2 separate regions of the Homo sapiens genome follow, and region 1 is linked to region 2. A link is an interaction called in ENCODE POLR2A ChIA-PET data of the cell type or tissue named here. Cell type or tissue: OCI-LY7. All regions are shown on one strand. Links, peaks and the distances in the headings refer to the core of each region. The heading gives the core; the rest is flanking DNA.

Region 1 (4,000 bases), core at 1-4,000, 350 kb after region 2:
GAGCTGCTCCTCCTGTCAGATCAGTGGCGGCATTAGATTCTCATAGGAGCGTGAACCCTATTGTGAACTGCACATGCAAGGGATGTTGGTTGCACGCTCTTTATGAGAACCTAATGCCTGATGATCTGAGATGGAACAGTTTCATCCTGAAACCATCCCCCACAACCCGGGTCCGTGCAAAATTTGTCTTCCATGAAACCAGTTCCTGGTGCTAAAAAGGATGGGGACCGTTGAACTAGGAGATACATATACACATGTACATACACCCCTCTATACATCTGTATTTCTGTATCTTTATGTGTATTGAAAACTGTGAGTTTGTGCTGATACTTCCATTTCTAGTCCAATACCGTAAGTTTCATTTCATTCTAGTTTCCTTCTTTTCCATGTTTGTAGCTTTGTTCACTGACTAAGAAAAATCTAACTCCTATTATCCTTAATGTATTTAGTTACTTGATTAATTCCCCTTATGTGACTGGTTTCCCATTGCTACTGCAGCTCCCTTTCTCATGTGGGTGTTCTCTTTATTCCATGTAGGCTCTGACAGTCTGTGCCACATCACCCTCCTAACACAAGAAATGGGTGGTTGTTTCTGGGGAAAGAAACTGGGTAGCTGGGTGGTAGGAATGGAGAGGGATTCTTCAGTTTTGTAACTTTTTTGTACCCTGTTCATTTATTACTTTGTCAAAAACTAAAAACTAAAAATATCTTTGTTCCTATTTATAAATATTTACCTTTTTTCTTTGACTAATTATTGTGGTGATGGTAATTTTCATCAAAATCAGCTGTGTTTTTCTCATTCATAGTAGTCCTGAGTTTCGCTATATGGAGGTACCATCAAATAATGAGAGGAAAATAAGTTTTGAGCCTCAAAAGATGTTGCTAGGTTGTGTGGCTTCCAGATAGTACCATTTAAGGCACCATATCTTTGTATTTGTCTCTTAAAAATAACGAACCATCCCACTTTTCTAGTCTAACTTCAAAGGAGACACCTGCATCTCTGACTTTTAAAAAGTTTATATTTTTTGTTTTTATGGATATTTCTTGTTATCATGGATAGCCAGAGAGAAGAGCAGGAAGCAGTTAGTGAGAAGAATGATGTATGTAGGTATACTAAATACGTTGTATTCCAAATTGACGTAAAAATTCAGCTAAAGTTTCATCATACAAAAAAAGCTAGAAATTTTGCACAACTCAATTCATTGTTTATTGAACACCCACAATAAGCTAGGTACCTAGACATTTTAAGATGAAGTCCTTCAAGGAGCCTTCTACATTTTTGTAAGGATGTGTTTGCGTAGAAGGGAACAAAAGACAAAAAACATGAGAGGTTGTAACAATTATAAGGTAAACAAAGGAGAGCAAAATTCACAGAGGACCTAGACCTTGTTGGTTTGGAGGTTTGCTATGGTTTGGATGTGGTTTGTACCCACCAAAACTTATGTTGCAGTTTGATCACCAATGTGGCAGTATTGGGAAGTAGGGCCTAGTAAGTGTTTGGGTCACAGGAGTGGCTTTCTCATGAATAGATTAATGCCCTCCCACCAGGGTGAGTGAATTATTGTTCTCATGGGAATGGATTAGTTCTCAAGAGAGTATATTGTTGAAAGGATTATGGCTTCATTGGTTTCTCCCCTTTGCTTCCTCTTTCACTATGTGATTTATTTATACATGTCTTCTCCTTTTCCACTTACCACCGTAAATTGAAGCAGCTTGAAACCCTCAAAAAATGTAGCTGCTCAATCTTGAACTTTCCAGTCACCAGAATCATGAGCCAAATAAACCTTTTTTCTTTGTAAATTACCCAGCCTTAAGTCTTCTGTTATAGCAACACTAAACTGACTAAAGCCCCTGCTGTGCTTCCACATAATTTAGCTGAAAATTTTGAGTAAAACAATTTAATAAAAAGCAAATTGATCCTAAGAATTTGGTAAAAATAATAATTTACTCAAAAACACAGAAGTTTTAAATAGTCAATTTATTTTCATACAACTGTTTCTGCTTTCACAAGTTTGAAGTAGAAAATATTTACAATATTCTAAATAATCAACAATGGAGGATTGAAATGTTAGAATTACTTAAGTCGTTTTGTTATATGCATTAAAAATGAAAAGACTAACCTTAACTAGAGAGAACAGGCATACTGGCTTAAAAGGAATAGAAAAGAAATTGTAATCAGAATAAAAAGTCTAGATTCTTTTCTTGTATCCTTTAAAAAAAAAAACTATAGTTATTACAAATGAGATACAGTCATAGGAGTCCACCCCAAAGAAATGAAAACATTCATCGATACAAAGTCAAAAACATAAATGTTCATAGGAGCATTATCCACAGTAGCCACAAACTAGAAATAGTTTACCTGTCTGTCAGCTGATGAGTATATAAACAAAATGTGGTATATTCATACTAGGGAATGAACATCAATAAGAAGGAATGAACTACTGATGCATGCTTCATCATGGATGAATCTCAAAAACACAGAAAGGAGACCACATATTAATTCCATTTATGTTAATGGCTAGAAAGGCAAATTTATAGAGGCAGAAAACAGATAGTTATCTAGATTTAGGAGTGGCAGCAGGAATTAACTGCAGATAGCTATCAAGTAACTTTTTGGGTGATGAAAACATTATAAACTGGATTGTAGCAATGGTTGCACAACTCTATAAATGTATTAAGATCATTGAATTGTACACTTAAACGATGGGGTAGATTTCATGTAATTTAAATTATACCTTATTGCAATAAAACTGGTTAACAAAAGAAATGCATAGTCATTGCAGAAAATAGAAAATACTCAAAAGCAAAAAAAAAAAAAAAAAAGATTTTAAATGGATCCCTCTCAGTCACCCTAATCTAGCCTCATGTCATTCCAAACATTTTCAGTGCACATATGATCTCATTTTTCTTCAAAAATGGAATCATATGACATCCACTTGAATATTCCCAAGTAAGGAAAGAGCCTCCCAGACAGAAAAAACATTGAAGAAAAACCTAAAGACCAAGGCAAATAGTTACGTATCATGGAAATCTGAGAATTTAGTGGAATGGCAATGTAAACTGATCCTTGATTGCAAGTACAAATTGATTTCCCTGATATTTCAGTAGCAAAATTCCAATTAAGGATTTAAAATTTGGTGTAATTTTTGACTTTATTTTTTCTTTTAAACAGTATTTTTCTTAAATTCTAATTATCCTATTTTTAAGTTCATTAATCTATAACACTATAATGAGTAAGAAGTTTTTTTTTTTTTAACTTTCCATAAAGGCCTACAGCTGTGAATTCTTTGATTTCAAAATATGGATTTCAGGAGCAGCTTCTTTACTGTGAGTTTGGTTTAAATTATATTTACTTAATTAGCTGCTGAATAGACTATTAATGTAAAACTTACTAACTTTAATGTTTTTTCCTCTTTTATTGTTAATGTAACTAAAATATTTCCTGGTTTAAAAAAGTTTCTTTGTATCAAGTTTTATATATGTACCTATCTGTTACACTCACCAAACGTTTAATATTGGTTAGCCCTAGAGGAGTATAATGAAAAAAAAAGTAAGCATTTATAATGAAAATATATGTCTCACACACTCTATTATACATGTACATATAGAGATTTAAAATTGTAAGATTAAGAATAGTTTTTACTTTGTTTCTTATGATTTTGTTACATTATCTAATATGAAAGTAAATTGTGTTTCACTAACAATTTTTACCAAGAGCTGATAGCAATAAAAGTATATTCTTATCATTCAAACAACATATTAACTCGAAAATAATCTTTGTTCATTATGTTGTTTGTGAAGCTCTTGGGAGGTTTTGAGGGTTTTTTTTAATGCTTTGCTGAAAATTTTTAAAAGCAATGATTTTGTCTTTCAACTCAGATTATCTGTGCAAATGTAAGAACTAAAATGAAAAATGGAAAAGAAATATCAAGTATTGAACCAAAAATTAATTTTCACTGTATTTTCAGAATATGAACTTTAAAATTTTTGTTTGACTGAT
Region 2 (17,338 bases), core at 6,507-10,506:
GTTTAGAGATTGCTGCCAAAAGTCAAGACAAGGAGGAAAGGAAGCCCGTTATTGAAAAAAAAAACTGGACAAACACTAAAAGTTTAAGGCTGACGAGTAGCAGCAAACAAACAGGTTCTTCATCAAAACAAAAGATTGTCTGCACAATACATTGACAAACATGCACAAAATTCTCATTTGTCCAAAAAGATTGGCACTTTGGAGGACAAAATAAAGAGATAGGTTCTCAATCTTGAAGGGAGCACTTTATACTCTGAGGACATAAGAGAGCCATGTACAAACATTTACATAACTTAGAATTAGGTGTGAAGGTTCCCTGTACCATTGAAAAAATTTTAAAAACAGAAACATTTTTATAAGGCTGGAGTCAAAATGAATGGTTTTATGGATTTAGAGGAAGACTTGTAGAAAATGGGAGGTGTGAATTTGGGCTGGTGGAAAAGGCCAGAAAATGCATTTCTTGTGAGGAATAGTACATGAGTAATTACACAGACACACATTATTCTGTCCAGTCACAATGGCATTTTTCCATTTCCCTGAGTTCCTCTCTGCTGATTTTTCTTCAGATATTTGAGGTGCTGGCTCCCACTTGTCATTTAAGTCTTGCCTTAAGAATGCCTGTGTCATCTTACTTATGTAGACACTAGTCTCTCTGTAGAATTATGCCTTATTTTATTTTCCTCAAAGGACTTGCCTTAACTGATATTGTCTTGTTTACTTTCTTGTGTTTATTTTGTCTGCCATTCTCCACTAAAATGTTAGCTACATGAGAGAAGAGAACTTTTCCATCTTTACCTGCTGTTCAACAGCAATTTGAACAGTACTCAACATAAAGTTCACGACTGATCATATTTCTTGGATAAGTTGGAGAATGTATCACACATCGTCATATGACCTTGCCTCTTCCATGGCAAGAATTGGGCCTTCAGTATGTTCTTTTCTCACTCTCTCTATTAACTAGAGGTTTCCTTGATTCATATTCTTTTTTCATTTAAACTCTATTCAACAAAAAAAAGAAAAAACTGGTGACTATTTTATCAGATAAAATACTCTTACATCTGTCTTATAAAGGTAAGAATTTGGCAAGATGAAACATCTTGTCTTTTATATTTACAATATGCTAAATATGATAATTCAAAATGTATTATGGACATTTAAAATAAAAATCACACAAATTTTTTTTCTCTAATACTGTCTATCTCCTAAGATCTGCTGCTATCTTCTTACAGCTTTGCTAAAAGAGTTTTGAATTTTAAATTAAATGTGACAGCCATATTGTTGTCATTAAAATTTTCTATTAAAAAACCATTTTGCATAACAAAATAGTTAATAATTTATTTGTGTTGATTGTTTTTTAGTTTTTATAAAAAGGAATGTGAAATTTTATTATATGAATCAAGATTAAGAAAAATACAAGAAGTATTTAGGACTTCTAAAATGAGGAATTTGCTCCAGTGGTTGAGACAGGAAATATGCAATCCTGTGGCCCAGTAATTCCTTCATGGGTTTTGCAGTCACAGACCACTTCAAGCCCTACTTTAGAAATTCACAAGCAACACTTTAAAGAGATGTGATTAAATAAATACAAACTTTTCACCACTCCTGTAAAATGACTCAAAATTAATGTCCTAACAATTCCAGCTTTGTATTTAAGGGCAGCACATTATTATAGAGATGTTAAAGAAACTTAGATTATTATTAAAGAAATGTGAACTGAGGATTACTAATAACTGTTTTCAAGCATATAAAAAGTGCTGTAAAAATGGTTGACCAGATGTTTTCCATCTACATGGGGACAGAATCAAATTAAATGATGGCAAATTATAATAAGAAAGAAGTAAATTACACCTAAAAATAAAAAAACATCCCCACTGGATAAGATTATAGATTGGCACAGTCATCTTTCACCAGTTAAGTACAGCAATACTTGCAGGCAGAGAATGAAGAGACAATACCTACCAGGATTTTTCTTCTGGCAGAAATAGACACAGGGGTCTCTAAATAAGAGGCTCACTATTACCACGATAACAAAATACACACATTATGGTCTTGTTTTCCCCCAGTTCATCATTGTGCTTTTATTTGGAACCAGGAAAAGAAACAATAAAGTGAACTGAGAAAGTGTGACTAGGTTAGAAAGGTTGAAGAAGATGGAAATAAATGAAGGAAGATAAGAATGCACAGTTAGGAAGTAAATAATAGTAAACTCAAAGACTTTTTCAATACATAACAGTTCTGAAGTCCTAAACTGATGACCTAGAAAACATCACAAACCAAAGCTCCTTGAAATTCAATGCAATCCATTTCATATATGTGCATTTAGAAAAAATCATCAGATTCTAAAGCATTCATCTATCCCAAAGGGGTGGCTGACTTCAAAAAGTTTCAGGATCTTAGACTAAACATTGCTGTGGACTAAATAATAGTGTTGCTATTCCGATCACGATTTTACCTTAATAATTAGGCATTAGCTAGATTGAAGACTTTTTTTTTTTTTCCTGGAGCTGGACTGAGAAAATGTCCTCAGCAAGATATCAAGTGTCTTTCAAGAACTATTTAAAGCTAAAGGAATATCTTGTGGCTCCCAGTTACCAGACATTACAGTTTAGGAGAGAAATGTTGGAGCTCATTAAAGAGAAAGAAACAGTGCTTCTCCAAGTCCATGGCCCCGTCACCTGCTTCTCCTTCCCAGTAGAACATTTAGCTCTGTCTTTACTGAGTAAAGGTAAGGCTTTGTATTTTTGTTTCCTATCTGTCTCATTCCATCTTTTATCTCAACAAAATACATCCCCAATACTACATTGTCTGCTAATAAATGTGTAAGCTATATGGTCACTTTGAAAGAAACAGAGAAAAATTAATGGTCTCGATGCTAAATATATAAATCAAATACCAAATATTATACCTATTCGGTGGCTAGCTGTGATACTTATGTAAATACAAATGCCATGGGGCACCTAGTTTAATGTAGATTTAATAGGCATGTACATTGAAAATATAGAGTTTCTTGTTTAAAACTACTCTGCCCTTCTACCTGAGCCTCAAATATTATGAAAAAATAAGTAAATGAATGCACATTACACTTTAAAATAAATTTTACCTGGTGCTATAAACCAGCGATTGCAAACTTTCTATAGGGGGCCAGAGAGCAAATATTTTAGGCTATGTGGGCCATTCAGTCTGTAATGGTTAATTTTAGATGTCAACTTAATGAGATTAAGGGATACCCAGATAGATGGTAAAGCATTGTTTCTGGGGATGTCTGTTTTGAGGGTGTTTTCAGAAGAGACTGGCTTTTCATCAATGGATTCAGTAAGGAAGATCTGCTCTCACCAACGTGACTGGGCACTAACAAATTTGCTGAGGGCCCAGACAGAACAAAAAGCAGAGGAAAGAAGAATTCACTCTCTCTCTCTCCCTTCTGGAGCTGAGACATTCAGCTTCTCCTGCTTTTGGACATCAGAACTCCAGGATCTCCAGCCTTCAGACTCCAGGGCTTGCGCCCCTTCCCTCTCTACCTTCAGCCTTGGACCGAGAGTTACATGGCCCACTCCCTGGTTCTCAGGCTTTGCACTTGGACCGAGCCACACTATTGGTTTCCCTGGTTCTCCAGCCTGTGGACCTCATACTGTGGGATTTCAGCCCTCCATAATCACATAAGCCAACTCCTCTAGTTAATCCCCTCCTATTTATATCTCTCTACATTTATAAAATATGTATTTGAAATATTTTATATCATATAATATACAATGATATATAATATATGTTATATTTATATATATCCTATTGGTTCTGTTTCTATGGGAAACCCTAATATGCAGTCTATGTTGCAACTACTCAACTCTGTCATTGTAGCACAAAAGCAGTCATAGACAATGTAGAAAAGGGTAAATCTGGCTGTTTTCCAGTAAAATATTATTTAAAAATTAGGCAGCAGCTGGATTTGGCCACCAGGCTTATAGTTTGCTGACTGTGGATTTAAACAGTTCCTTTGGGAAATTTTGCTTTTTCATTCGCCCAGATATTCTCTCCTTTCACCTATTTTTCTTGCCCAGTTGAAATTCAAGAGAATGAGTAGAGGCATCTTCTCATCTGCTAACCTCAGGGCCATGCTTCCTGGCTCCTTGCTTCTGGCTTGCCCTGCTGGCTTTGGTTCTGCGGCCGGGATAATTTGTAATCTGGGACTCTCCAGGAAGGGCACTATGTGGAGCTGCCTGGCTGTCTTGGTTCTCCTCAGCTCCTTTGGCGCTATGACTTTTCAGGGGTCTGGCTGTGACTGCCGCTTAGTCTTAGGCTCTGCAGGTCCCACAGCTACTTCATCACATTATGGCAATCCCCTCTGACAAGCTTTCCAGCTGCATCTACATCCCACCCATACTATACATAAAACAAGGGCAATTTGGAGAACTGTCTCAAGATCTCAGGTGTCTGACTATACTGTTGGCTCTTCCCATGGTTTGTGAGAGGCCACTTCTATCTCCTTTAAATATTACCCTAAATTATGTGATACTCCTCACTTAGATCAAACCCAGAGAACTTCCCTCAATCCTAAATCTTGATATGTTTAAAAGCATTAAAATTTTTTTCTCTAAAAACAATTGAGTTTGTATCTTTTACTATATGTCAGAAGGTGAAAATTACAGTCTTCTTTCTCTTCTTAGTCCTTCTCTAATAAATCTGAATTTACTTATCCTACCCACCCCCAAGGTAAAATAGATGACAAGCCAGCTAGGATAAAGGTCATGCATTGAGAAAGTTCAGAAAGGAAAATAATGTAGTTACATGTTATGTTAAATTTCCCCTACAACAGTCCTCCTAGATAGGTATTGTTATACTCATCTAGAAATGAAAAAATTAAGGTTCACAGAATTTGCTAAATAAAGCTTGACCACCTGCTATATAAAAAAACAGAAAACCTATCTGTTTCTGACTACACTCCTAATTCTCATTCAACCACAATTCCTGGAAGACAGGAAGTTAACTCCTGGTAAAGAGCATGGTTTGTGTTCCAGCCCCAAAGCCTCCAAATAAATGAACTTCTCTCCACCTTTGCATGGAATCACTGGGATTAAATGAGGTAAGTATAGTAACAGCTATCTTTCATCCAGCCCCTGGGTAAGTCAGGCAGTTTCTAAACATTTAGATATATTATCTCATTTAATTCTCAAAACAATCCTATAAGGTATTAAAATTATTATCATTTTTTTACTTAATGTTACTAAGGTCCTCAATATAGAGTCTGCCACATAGTAAATGCTTAGTAAGAACTAGTTATTCTTAAAATTATTACTCTTCCATTAGAATTACACCAACCAATAATATTTATACAGACATCTTTTTCCCCAGAGCAGAAGCAGTCTTTGATAGGCAGCCTTTGTTTGCTCATACTGTGAGGAACTCCCATTCTTAAAAGGACTAAAAGAGCATCACACTTAAGAACAAATTCTGGGGTCCACCTACACTGCCATTCTCCTCAGCTCCCATGATGCCAGACTTTGCTGGGTGCAGAGGCCCAGAACATAATGGCAGTGTTGGAAGCAGGAAAAAGATAGGAAAGGATGTGTACCAGGATGGCCAAGACAAGCCACTGGGTCAATTCAATATCCAGGCACGATTTTTCCCTTTTGAATTTACATTTGTTTAAGTTTTAATCCTAACCCACTTGATGAATTCAATTTGAATTCATTTTGAATTCTTAATATCACAACGTATTTCCTCATTTTATGAAAAGGGGAGACACTGTATTATGGAAGAAGTCTTGGCCCAGAAGCTAATATATGTGGTTTGTCATTTCTATTGTGCCACTAAATATGTGATATTAGCACTAATCGAAATTTTATGTATCTATTTGAAAATACAATCAAACTATATAATAAGGCTATAAGACTAGATGTTCATAAAGATACCTCCCAGAGAAAAATTGTCTTTTGAATATTTTCTATTGTCCTCGGCTCAAATGCTAATGAGTCTCTTCGTCTTTAGTCAACATAAGACTTGAAATTGTTTCCATTGGCAACCACCTCACAATTATTAGTTAAAGAGAAACCAGCTCTAGGCTTTGAATAATCCATCATTTTTAGAATTATTTATGGGTTTCAATTCCTCATTTGATTTTCTTTTTAACTGAAATATAAATGGAAGGAATATGAACTGTAGTATCTAAGGGTCTTCTTTACCTATCATTATGTTAATCATTTAATATAATAAACACAGAGATATCCACTTCCCATCTCCCTTTTGCACTGTGCCAATATTTGCTTCACATCAGCATTCACTATTTGCAATCCATAAAATCACATGGTGAAAAAAAATATGTCCTTTTTCTTTAAGGATCTCATTAATACTTTGATTTCACAGTTATCAACTACAAAAAAAAACACCTTTTGTAGTTTCTGTCATTTTGGGATTTCGAAAGAATCTGGGTCTTATTTTATACCACAAGAAGCAGAAACCTCATTCTCTCAATGCAATGAAATTGTTATAGCTGTAAATATATAGTTATTGGGATCTTAGGTATAGTCATCCCGTATTGTATATGACCATAGAAGATTCGTCCTTCTTCATTCCAAACAAACCAAGAAAAAAACTATCAGGTTAGAATGTTTGATTGAACTTTCATGCATTCATTTTTTATATTTATTTGTTCAATACATATTTACTCATTTAGTAGATATTTATGTCTCCCGTGTACCAGAAATTGTGCTAAGTACAAAGAATAGAAAGTCAAAACAAATTTGGTTCATGCCTCCATGGAGCTTATGGTTTAATAGGGGAGAAACACAGGCAAATCAATTATAGTGTCATTATAATGCAAGTGCTATGTCAAAGAGATGCACAGCAGCTATGGGAGCACAGAGGAGGAACATCTTTCTTACTAAGACAAAATCTTTCAAAGGTATTTATTATTCAACAGGATTTATATGTTACTTTAACAATTTTTTTTGCTTATGCATTATTTAAGAGGGATACTATTCAAAACACTATGTTACATAAATACATGAACTTAAAAATATTTAGTGAACATTTGTTATATGCAAAGTTTTGGTTAAGTTACCTTGCTGGCTGAAAGAAAAGATGGAATTCTTATACATAAGAACAATAAAAATTAAGAAAATGATAATGAGTGAAAATCACTTATTCCCAAAGAGAACACCTGAAAAAAAATATGTTTTCAGAAATTGAAGGTCAAAGAGGGGCAAAGTACATCAGAGAAAATGAGTTTCTTAATCTCGTACAGCCAGATTTGCCTACTGAACACACAGCTTATGACAAAATAATTGTGCAGTAATTACTCTAAAAGATGAGACAAAATCAAGTTAAAATGGAGCAAATTGCCTTTTGCATTGTGGCCAATGACAATTAGTGACACATTCATGCTGTAAAATACCACTTTCTTTTTGTGAGAGGTGACCTATTGCTCGATGGTTAAGTAACTAGGTTACTTCATGGAAAATCTTCTGCAATCCTGTCTCTCAGAGGAAATGCAAAGTTTATTATTGCTACTGCTTTGGTGGCAATTTCATATTCAATAATGAAACAAGTATACATCTTAAGTCATGCAAGTGTAAGTGCAACAATTTTTCCCGGTCATGTTTACTGAGTGTTTGCTATGTCCAGGGACTATCCCAGGTTACTTACATGTATCAATTCATTTTACATGCACAAATCTAGCATAGTGGCATTTTTCTCAGTTTTTAGATGAATAACTGAGACATGGAAGGTTGGGGATGTTGCCCAAAAGTTTCACAGAGAGCCAGATGTAGATCCATGATTTGAAACCAGGCATGCTGTGTCCAGAGTAAGTGTTGTCAGACAGAATAATGTGCCATGTGCCCCACATAGTCCAGAAACCAGTGGATGGTCTTCCTGTTTACATTTTTTAAATGTAAGTGAAGGGTTTTTTGGTTTTATTATTATTTTTAATTAACATATAATAATGTACATATTTATGGAGTACAGTGTGATATTTTAACACATGCATACTTTTGTATCAATTCACCAACCTTTGGCTATCCCCCTGCCACCAACACTCTCCTACCTCTAGTAACCACTATTCTGCTCTCTGCTTCTGTAAGAACAACTTTCTTAGCTTCTACATATGAATGAGAACATACAGTATTTATCTTTTGGTGCCCAACTTATGTCACTTAATGTCTTCCAAGCTCAGAATTTGTTCTTTTCTATGGCTAAACAGTATTCTATTGTGTATATTTTCTTTATCCATTCATTTGTTGATGGACGCTTAGGTTAATTCTATATCTTGGTTATTGTAAATAAAAATGAAATTTTTCTTGATGACTTAAGCAAATGCTCCCAACTTACTGTTAAGTAAAAGAAAAAAAAAAGAAAAGCAGGAGAAAAGAGATCTTTACCTACTGGTTCTCATTACTGTTTTTAAAAATAACATACATAGTTAGTCATTGAAAGTAGATAGGTAAATATATAGTTAAGATAAGGAAATAGATCTATACAGTAAAGGCTAGAAATTGTTATTAATTCTGTGAGTTGAAGTATAGACTGCTTTCATTTACTTATGTGTGTATTTTCAAAATCGTATACAATAAACATTAAGTTAATATAAAAATCACATTGTCATATCAGACTCACTTCAATGAAAGACTGTGTCCAGTATCAAGCTTTACCTGTAGTTTAAGGATCCAATCAATGAAGAGGCAAGAAGAGATCTAAAACATCCTACTAGCTTCCACAGCCCTCTTTTTCACATTAGAACACATAGTCTCTGGTTGAGAATAATAGAAGTCTACAATGTCACCTTACCCAATAGGAAGCATTTATGTTATAAGGCATCTCCATTTTATTTTTTTTCTTCATAGTTCTTTTTTAATTTTTTTTTCATAGGTTATTGGGGGAACAGGTGGTGTTTGGTTACATGAGTAAGTTATTTAGTGATGATTTGTGAGATTTTGGTGCACAAATCACCAAGCAGTATACACTGCACCCTATTTGTAGTCTTTTATCCCTCTCCTTTCTCCCTGAGTACCCAAAGTCCATTGTGTCATTCATATGCCTTTGCATCCTCATATTTTAGCTCCCACTTATGAGTGAGAACATACAATGTTTGGTTTTCCACTCCTGAGTTACTTCACTAAGAATAATAGTCTCAAATCTCATCTAGGTTTCTGCGGATGTCATTATTTTATTCCTTTTTAGGGCTGAGTAGTATTCCACCGTATATATAACCCACAGTTTCTTTATCCACTCCTTGATTGATGGGCATTTAGGCTGGTTCCACATTTTTGCAATTGTGAATTGTGCTACTATAAACATTCATGTGCAAGTATCTTTTTTGTATAACAACTACTTTTTTCTGGATAGATACCCGGTAGTGGGATTGCTGGATCAAATGGTAGTCCTACTTTTAGTTCTTTAAGGAATCTCCACACTGTTTGCCATAGTGGTTGTACTAGTTTACATTCCCACCAGCACTGTAGAAGTGTTTCCTGTTCACCACATCCACACCAACATCTATTAGTTTTTGATTTTTTGATTATGGACATTCTTGCAGGAGTAAGGGTATCACCTTGTGGTTTTGATTTGCATTTCCTTGATTATTAGTGATGTTGAGCATTTTTTCATATGTTTATTGGACATTTGTATATTTCTTTTGAGAATTGTCTAGTAATGTCCTTAGCCCACTTTTTGATGGAATTGTTTTTTTCTTGCTAATTTGTTTGAGTTCATCTTAGATTCTGTATATTTGTCCTTTGTCAGATGTATAGATTGTGAAGATGTTCGCTTATTCTGTGGGTTGTCTGTTTACTCTGCTGACTATTCCTTTTCCCATGCAAAAGGTCTTTAATTTAATTAAGTCCCAGCTATTTATCTTTGGTTTTATTGCATTTGCTTTTGGGTTCTCGGTCATGAAATCCTTGCCTAAGCCAATGTCTAGAGGTCTTTTCCAATGTTATCTTCTTGAATTTTTATAGTTTCAGGTCTTAGATTTAAGTCCTTGATCCATCTTGAACTCAGGTTTAAGCCCTTGATCCATCTTGTGTATAGCAAGAGATGAGGATCCAGTTTCATTCTCCTACATGTGGCTAGCCAATTATCCCAGCACCATTTGTGGAATAGGGTGTCCTTTCCTCACTTTATGTTTTTGTTTGCTTTGTCGAAGATCAGTTGGCTTGTAAGTATTTGGGTTTATTTCTGGGTTCTCTATTCTGTTCCCTTGGTCTATGTGCCTATTTTTAAACCAGTACCAGGCTGTTCTGGTGACTATTGCCTTATAGTATACATTGAAATCAGGTAATGTGATGCCTCCAGATTTGTTCTTTTTGCTTAGTCTTGCTTCCGCTATGCAGACTCTTTTTTGGATTCATATGAATTTTAGGATTTTTTTTCTAGTTCTGTGAAGAATAATGGTGGCATTTTAATGGGAATTGCATTGAATTTTTAAATTGTTTTTGGCAGTATGGTTATTTTCACAATATTGATTCTACCCATCCATGAGCACGGGATGTGTTTCCATTTGTTTGTGTTGTCTATGATTTCTTTCAGCAATGTTTTGTAGTTTTCCTTGTAGAGGTATTTCACCTCCTTGGTTAGGTATATTCCTAAGTATTTCATTTTTTTTATTTTTTGGCAGCTATTGTAAAAGTGCTGAGTTCATGATTTGATTCTTAGATTGGTCATTGTTGGTGCATAGGAGAGCTACTGATTTGTGTCCATTAATTTTGCATCTGGAAACTTTGCTGAATTCTTTTATCAGTTTTAGAAGCATTCTGGAGGAGTCTTTAGGGTTTTCTAGGTATGTAATCATATAATCAGCAAACAGTGACAGTTGGACTTCCTCTTTATCTATTTGGACGCCCTTTATTTCTTTCTCCTGTCTGATTGGTCTGAGACTTCCAGTACTATGTTGAGGAGAAGCGGTGAGAGTGGGCATCCTTGTCTTGTTCCAGTTCTCAGAGGGAATGCTTTCAATTTTTCCCCATTCAGTATTACATTGGCTGTGGGTTTGTCATAGATGGCTTTTATTACATTGTGGTATGTCCCCTCTATGTTGATTTTGTTGAGAGTTTTAATCATAAAGGGATGCTAGATTTTGTGGAATGCTTTTTCTGTGTCTATTGAGATGATCATGTGACTTTTGTTTTTAATTCTGTTTATGTGTTGTATCACATTTATTAACTTGCATATGTTAAACCATCCCTGCATCCCTGGTATGAAACCTACTTGATTATGGTGGATTATCTTTTTGCTGTGTTATTGGATTCAGTTAGCTAATATTTTGTTAAGGAATTTTGCATCTATGTTCTTCAGGGATATCGGGCTGTAGTTTTCTTTTTTTGTTATATCCTTTCCTGGTTTTGGTATTAGGGTGATACTGGCTTCATAGAATGATTTAGGGAGGATTCCCTCTTTCTCTATCTTGTGGAATAGTCTCAATAGGATTGGTGCCAATTCTTCTTTTCATGTCTGGTAGATTTCAGCTGTGACTCCATCTGGTCCTGGACTTTGTTTTGTTGTTGGTAATTTTTTATTATTACCATTTCAATCTCACTGCTTGTTTTTGGTCTGTTCAGGGTATCTAATTCTTCCTGATTTAAGCTAGGAGGGTTGTATCTTTACAGGAATTTATCCATCTCCTCTAGCTTTTCTAGTTTATGCATGTAAAGAAGTTCCTAGTAGCTTTGAATGATCTTTTGTGTTTCTGTGGTGTAAGTTGTAACATCTCTCATTTTGTTTCTGACTGAGCTCATTTGGATTTTTCTTTCTTCTTGGTTAATCTTGCTAATGGTCTATCAATTTTATTTATCTTTTCAAAGAACCAGTTTTTTGTTTTATATATCTTTTGTTTTTTTGTTTGTTTGTCTCTTTCAATTTCTTTTAGTTCTGCTCTGATCTTGGTTATTTCCTTTCTTCTTCTGGGTTTGGGTTTGGTTTGTTATTGTTTCTCTAGTTCCTTGAGGTGTGACCTTAGATTTACTGTTTGTGCTCTTTAGATTTTTCAGTGTAGGCGTTTAGAGCTATGAACTTTCCTCTTAATGCTGCCTTTGCTGTATCCCAGAGGTTTTTGATACATTGTGTCACTATTGTCGTTCAGTTCAAACAACTTTTAAATTTCCATCTTGATTTCATTGTTGACCTGATGATTATTCAAGAGCAGGTTATTTAATTTCTATTTATTTGCATGGTTTTGAAGGTTCCTTCTGGAGTTGATTTCCAGTTTTATTCTGCTGTGGTCTGAGAGAGAAGCATCTCTATTTTATACTTAAGATTGTTGTATAGCTTATGTGACATTCCCTAGTGAGCCATGTCTCATAAATCCATCAAAGTTTAGGTTTGTTTACAGTAAGCAATTCTAAATCAAGAACACATTTCTCAAAGTAGCTCATAGATAGAAATGCTTTTTTTTTAAGCAAACGTTCTTAGTCTGTTGCCCTGAGGACCCAGTTGTTATGTTAACAAGGAGATTAGACCAGGCCACCAACCTTCCTTCCCCACTCCCTAGGGGAATCCCCTGATAATCAAAAGAAGTCACAGGCTAGCTGCTTTAACTCCTTCCTCCTCAACAATATTTTTAGAATTTTTTTTTTTAACAGAAGGAATGAAAGGCGGGAATAACACTCAAGCCATCGTGTTTGTTTTGAATTGGAGGAAAGCAAGACCAACATCATTTATAATAGTGAATGCTTCATTATAATAATACAGAAAATGATATAAGCCTAAACAATGAAGTAACAATAGCAAGGAGAGAGGGAATGAGATTTAATAAATATCACAGCATTTCAATGGACTCAATATAGTAATTGACTAGATGTAGGATTTAGGCAGTTGAAGAAATAAATAATGATTTCCAGTCAGAGCCTTAGGCAGGTATATGAATAATGTGGCTATTTGTGGCCACAGAGAAAACAGAGGAGCAATGTGTGGGAAGATGGAGGTTCTTTAATAGAAGATAAGAGAACTTCGATTTTATTTAAACTCTGATAGAAAACAACCAGTGAAAACATAGAAATGGATGATGTAGCAAAAATATAGAATAATCTGCAGAATGAGGTAACTTTACCCATTTAGATTTCAGAATTTAATGAGGAGGGATCAGCCTTAGATGTGAGGACAGATGTCTTTTCCACTCTGGTGGGAGGGAAAAAAGCAAGAATGTTCTCTTTGATGTATTCTCTTCTAGTGGCCTCCATTTTTTCTATTGTGTTCACAAAATATGGAACTTTCTTCTGAGTATTTAGCAACTTGGTAAACTAAATATTCACAAGATTGTTTATTAGGAATGAAATCAGAGCAAAATATAAGATGACCCTTGAGGATGTTCCTTTCAGACTATGGAGAAAGAAATGGAGCCAAAAAATTTCCCGATATAAGAAAAATCCTCCCCTCCAAGGTTCGAGAAATTTGTCTCTCTAAGATTAGTGATTTCTCTTTCTTGGATATTTACTTCTAAACTCTGCCTTTCCACCTTTTTTCTAATAACATCATTTTCCAAAAAGTATGTTAATTAGTTCATTTTCAGATTACTCAGATGCAAGCTGATTAAACTTGCCTTTTTTTCTAAAAATCTCTTTACTTTTCTCATAATCTATACTTTTATCATATTATTTCTTAGGCTGTTGACATCTTTGTGGCTTATTTTTTCTATTTCAGTTCTTACTAGTTTGTTCTCTTATTGTAAATTGAACTTGAAGTTTCAGAGCTCCTAATTAACCACAGTGATACATTTTTATTTAATCCCAGCAAAGCTGGTGCTAATTAGTTTCCCATGAGCTCAAAAGATGATCAGCCTGCAAAATTTGGTCTGATGCAGAAACTGTTGTCATAGCAATGCCCCATCTAAGGTAATACTCTCTCTTTGACTCCTGCAGCCTTCTTCTTAGTATGTTAACGTCCCTGATATGCACGATGGTGTTTGTTTTGTAACTGTGTATTAGGGTTCTCAGAGAAACAGAACCAACAGTAAAGAGATTTATCATATATATAGAATACATATAAAAGAAATTTATCTGTATAGAAAGAGATTTATTATAAGGTATTGGCTCACACGATTATGACAGCTAAAAAGTTTCACAATCTGCTGTCTGCAACCTGGAGCCCCACAAAAGCTGGGAGTGGTTTGAAGGCCTGAAACCCAGACAACCAATGGTGTCAATTCCATTTCAGATCTAAGGGCTGAGAACCAGGAAACCTGAGGACAGAAGATCCATGCTCCAGTTCAACCAGTCAGGCAGACAGCAAGTTCAGCCTTTCTCTACCTTTTTACTTTATTAAGGCCTTAAAATGGGTTGAATGATGTCTACCCACATTAGGGAGGGCTATCTGCTTTACTCAGTCCGCCAATTTAAGTGCTAATCTTTTCCAGAAACACTCTCACAGACACACCCAGAAAGAATGTTTAACCATTCATCCAGGCATCCCATGGCCCAAGCAAGTTAACACATAAAATTAACCATCACAAACTGGAAGAGCAAGAATTTTATGTAAACATAATAGCAAAAGATTAGACCAGGTTACCAGCCAAGCCTAATGTTAGAAAAAAGGGTGTAGGAAAGAGTCAAGGAGGATAAAGCAGTTGGTTTCCCATGGATTCTCTATCCTGCCCTGTAAACTGGACTAAAGCCTCTATCATTAGCAGATAGAGGACCAGAAATTAAGGGAAATGTTCTGGAAGAGATGCTGTGAGTGTTTCACTGAATTCAAAGCCACTGAAACCAGCAAGAAAGTTTGATTCAGATAGTCAGTTTTCCAACTGCAACATAAAGCCAGACTGGCAACTGCAGAGTTAGAGGTCAAGGAACCACTGAATTTGGGATTCTGGGCCCACACATCCAATAGGGAGGAGCAGAAATGAGCTTGCATCAGACAGATTCTCAGACTAGTGGCAGCCAAATGATAAAGGGCAAGTAGGGTGGGTGCAGACTGTAATTCCTAGAAAAGTTTGGAATCCATATAAAACTCCTGTGGTCTTTTACAGAAACAACTGGGGAAAGAAAAGAAATTTTCAGTGGTAAGATCAACGAAGGATCAAACTATCACAATATAGTCAGTTAATATCTGACCTTATATAGTAGCTTGATGAGATCCAGGGAATTTGGATTATAAAAATATACAGGGAGGGAATTCTTTATTTTGTTTTAAGTGATTAAAATAAATATTTTAAAATTATCAACTGATGGTGTTGTGTGGAAAACTCTGGGACATAAGTGAAATGTTTACTTACATTCTTTCTTATCTCTCCCCTTATTGTTTTTAGGCAACTTGGTTTTTTGAGGTTAGTTAATTTTGAAAGCTGACTCAACAAAGCAGCACATAAGGAATTTATCTGAAAGAGAATGTGCCTAGGAGGGGATACAACTATCACAGAGGCCTTGGATCAGCAATTAATGCATCATTAATCCTTGATGTTCCTTGAATTTCTTCATAAACACCCCAATAATAAAACAAATCTAGATTCCTTCACTGTTCTGATTCACCTTTCTACACTCTCCTGATGGCACGTGACCACTGTTCCTGGCCGTTGGCTTCCAGAAAGAGAACAGACAGGGAAGTGTTGGTGAATCTAGTTTGTTCTAATTAACAATGACTCCAGGGAAATATATATCATAAAATAAATTTTCATTCATATAATTCATAGAAGTCTTTGCAACTGTTAACTGGAATCTTCATTTTCTCTCTCTTTTGTGTGTGTGTGTATGTATATATATAATTTTTAGAGATGGGACCTGACTTGTTGCCCAGGCTAGAGTGCAGTGGCACAATCGTAGCTCACTGCAGCCTCGAACTCCTGGATTCAAGCAATTTTTCTGTCTCAGCCTCCTGAGTAGCAAGCAATCCTGCCTTGGCCTTCCAAAGTGCTGGGATTACAGGCATGAGCCACTGCACTCAGTTGTCAACATTTATTCTTAAAGCAATACGTGTGACCTGAGGCAGAAAGATGTACACCAGTTTCCTCATCTGGAAAAACTGATGTAATTCTAACCCATATTTCATCTGGTTGTGAGATTTAAAGGAATTATTACCTGCAAAATGCTTGGAACCATGCTTGGCATATAGAAAGAAATATATATATATGTGTGTGTGTGTGTGTGTTTAAACACATGCACATATATTTTTCATTTAACAAATATATATTATTTGATATATATATATATATTTGTTAAATGAACAGTAAGAAATACATTTTTCCTGAAAATTAAATGGTAAAATTTATATAAAAATCTTAGTCTGGTGGTTTAAACATTGGAAATGCTGAATGGTTGTTAGCTCCTTGGTCAGTCATAACACATACGTTGAGAGCAAGAATATGACAAGTATGATTTAGGCACTAGGGACTGGAATCTGAGTAAAAACGCCCAATCTTTGCCTTATGAGCCTGGTTACAATTGAACAGAGATGACAACATTAATCGTATACTCACACAAATCTAGGTAAACTTGATACTGTGGCAAATGCTGTGCAAAAATGACACGTGGTACTATAAAATGTGTACTTGGGGTTTTGATTTAGTGTGTTGGGGGAAGGTTGGGAGACTGTTCGGGGAAGGTTGGGAGACTGTCAGGAACTTTTCACAAGCTACTGCCAGTAGAACTGAGAGCTAAAAAGTGAAAAGGAATATATCAGTAAAGAGAGGAGGGAATCTGCTCCAGGGAGAGGTGAGGGCTGGTGGAGCAGCTCTGTGAGAGGGACAAGCATGGTGATGGAGGGAATGCAACATTGGCATGTGCTGAGACTGGTGACAAAAGCTGTGTCCCCATCATCCAGGGCTCCTTAAGCTACATGAAGACTTTTAACATTTTTTTTTTTTATCTTATAAGCAATTGGAATTCATCAACAGCCCTAAAACAGAATGGTAATATGTGATCTGTGGTTTGAAACATCACGCTATTGGAGGAATCCCCAAATTTTAGTGTACATCTAATGTTGACAGTGGGGTGTTAAAGTCTCCCATTATTATTGTGTGGGAGTCTAAGTCTCTTTGTAGGTCTCTAAGGACTTGCTTTATGAATCTGGGTGCTCCTGTATTGGGTGCATATGTATTTAGGATAGTTAGCTCTTCTTGTTGAATTGATCCCTTTACCATTATATAATGGCCTTCTTTGTCTCTTTTGATCTTTGTTGGTTTAAAGTCTGTTTTATCAGAGACTAGGATTGCAACCCCTGCCTTTTTTTGTTTTCCATTTGCTTGGTAGATCTTCCTTCATCCCTTTATTTTGAGCCTATGTGTGTCTCTGCAAGTGAGATGGGGCTCCGGAATACAGCACACTCATGGGTCTTGACTCTTTATCCATTTTACCAGTCTGTGTCTTTTAATTGGAGCATTTAGCCCATTTACATTTAAAGTTAATATTGTTATGTGTAAATTTGA

The links. ChIA-PET counts read pairs that join two places held together with the same protein. Peaks named below come from ENCODE experiments on the same cell type or tissue, not always from the same donor. Only the 100,000 strongest peaks of a DNase experiment are listed, where the experiment ranks them.
Region 1: POLR2A ChIA-PET joins it to region 2 with 6 read pairs; 2 of 35 experiments call an interaction of 5 or more read pairs at or near these places.

The regions. Positions count from the first base shown.
Region 1 is chr6:96,530,995-96,534,994 of GRCh38, forward strand. It overlaps UFL1 (UFM1 specific ligase 1), which reads left to right. Exons shown (of 19, transcript NM_015323.5): 7 at 3,269-3,327. Among named protein-coding and RNA genes, the nearest start is that of UFL1, 11 kb to the left of the region's middle. In OCI-LY7, for the core only: no CTCF peak of the experiment used is centred there; a DNase peak (open chromatin) is centred at 1,607.
Region 2 is chr6:96,172,601-96,189,938 of GRCh38, forward strand. The region is part of intron 2 of FUT9 (fucosyltransferase 9); the gene reads left to right. Among named protein-coding and RNA genes, the nearest start is that of FUT9, 170 kb to the left of the region's middle. In OCI-LY7, for the core only: no CTCF peak of the experiment used is centred there; no DNase peak of the experiment used is centred there.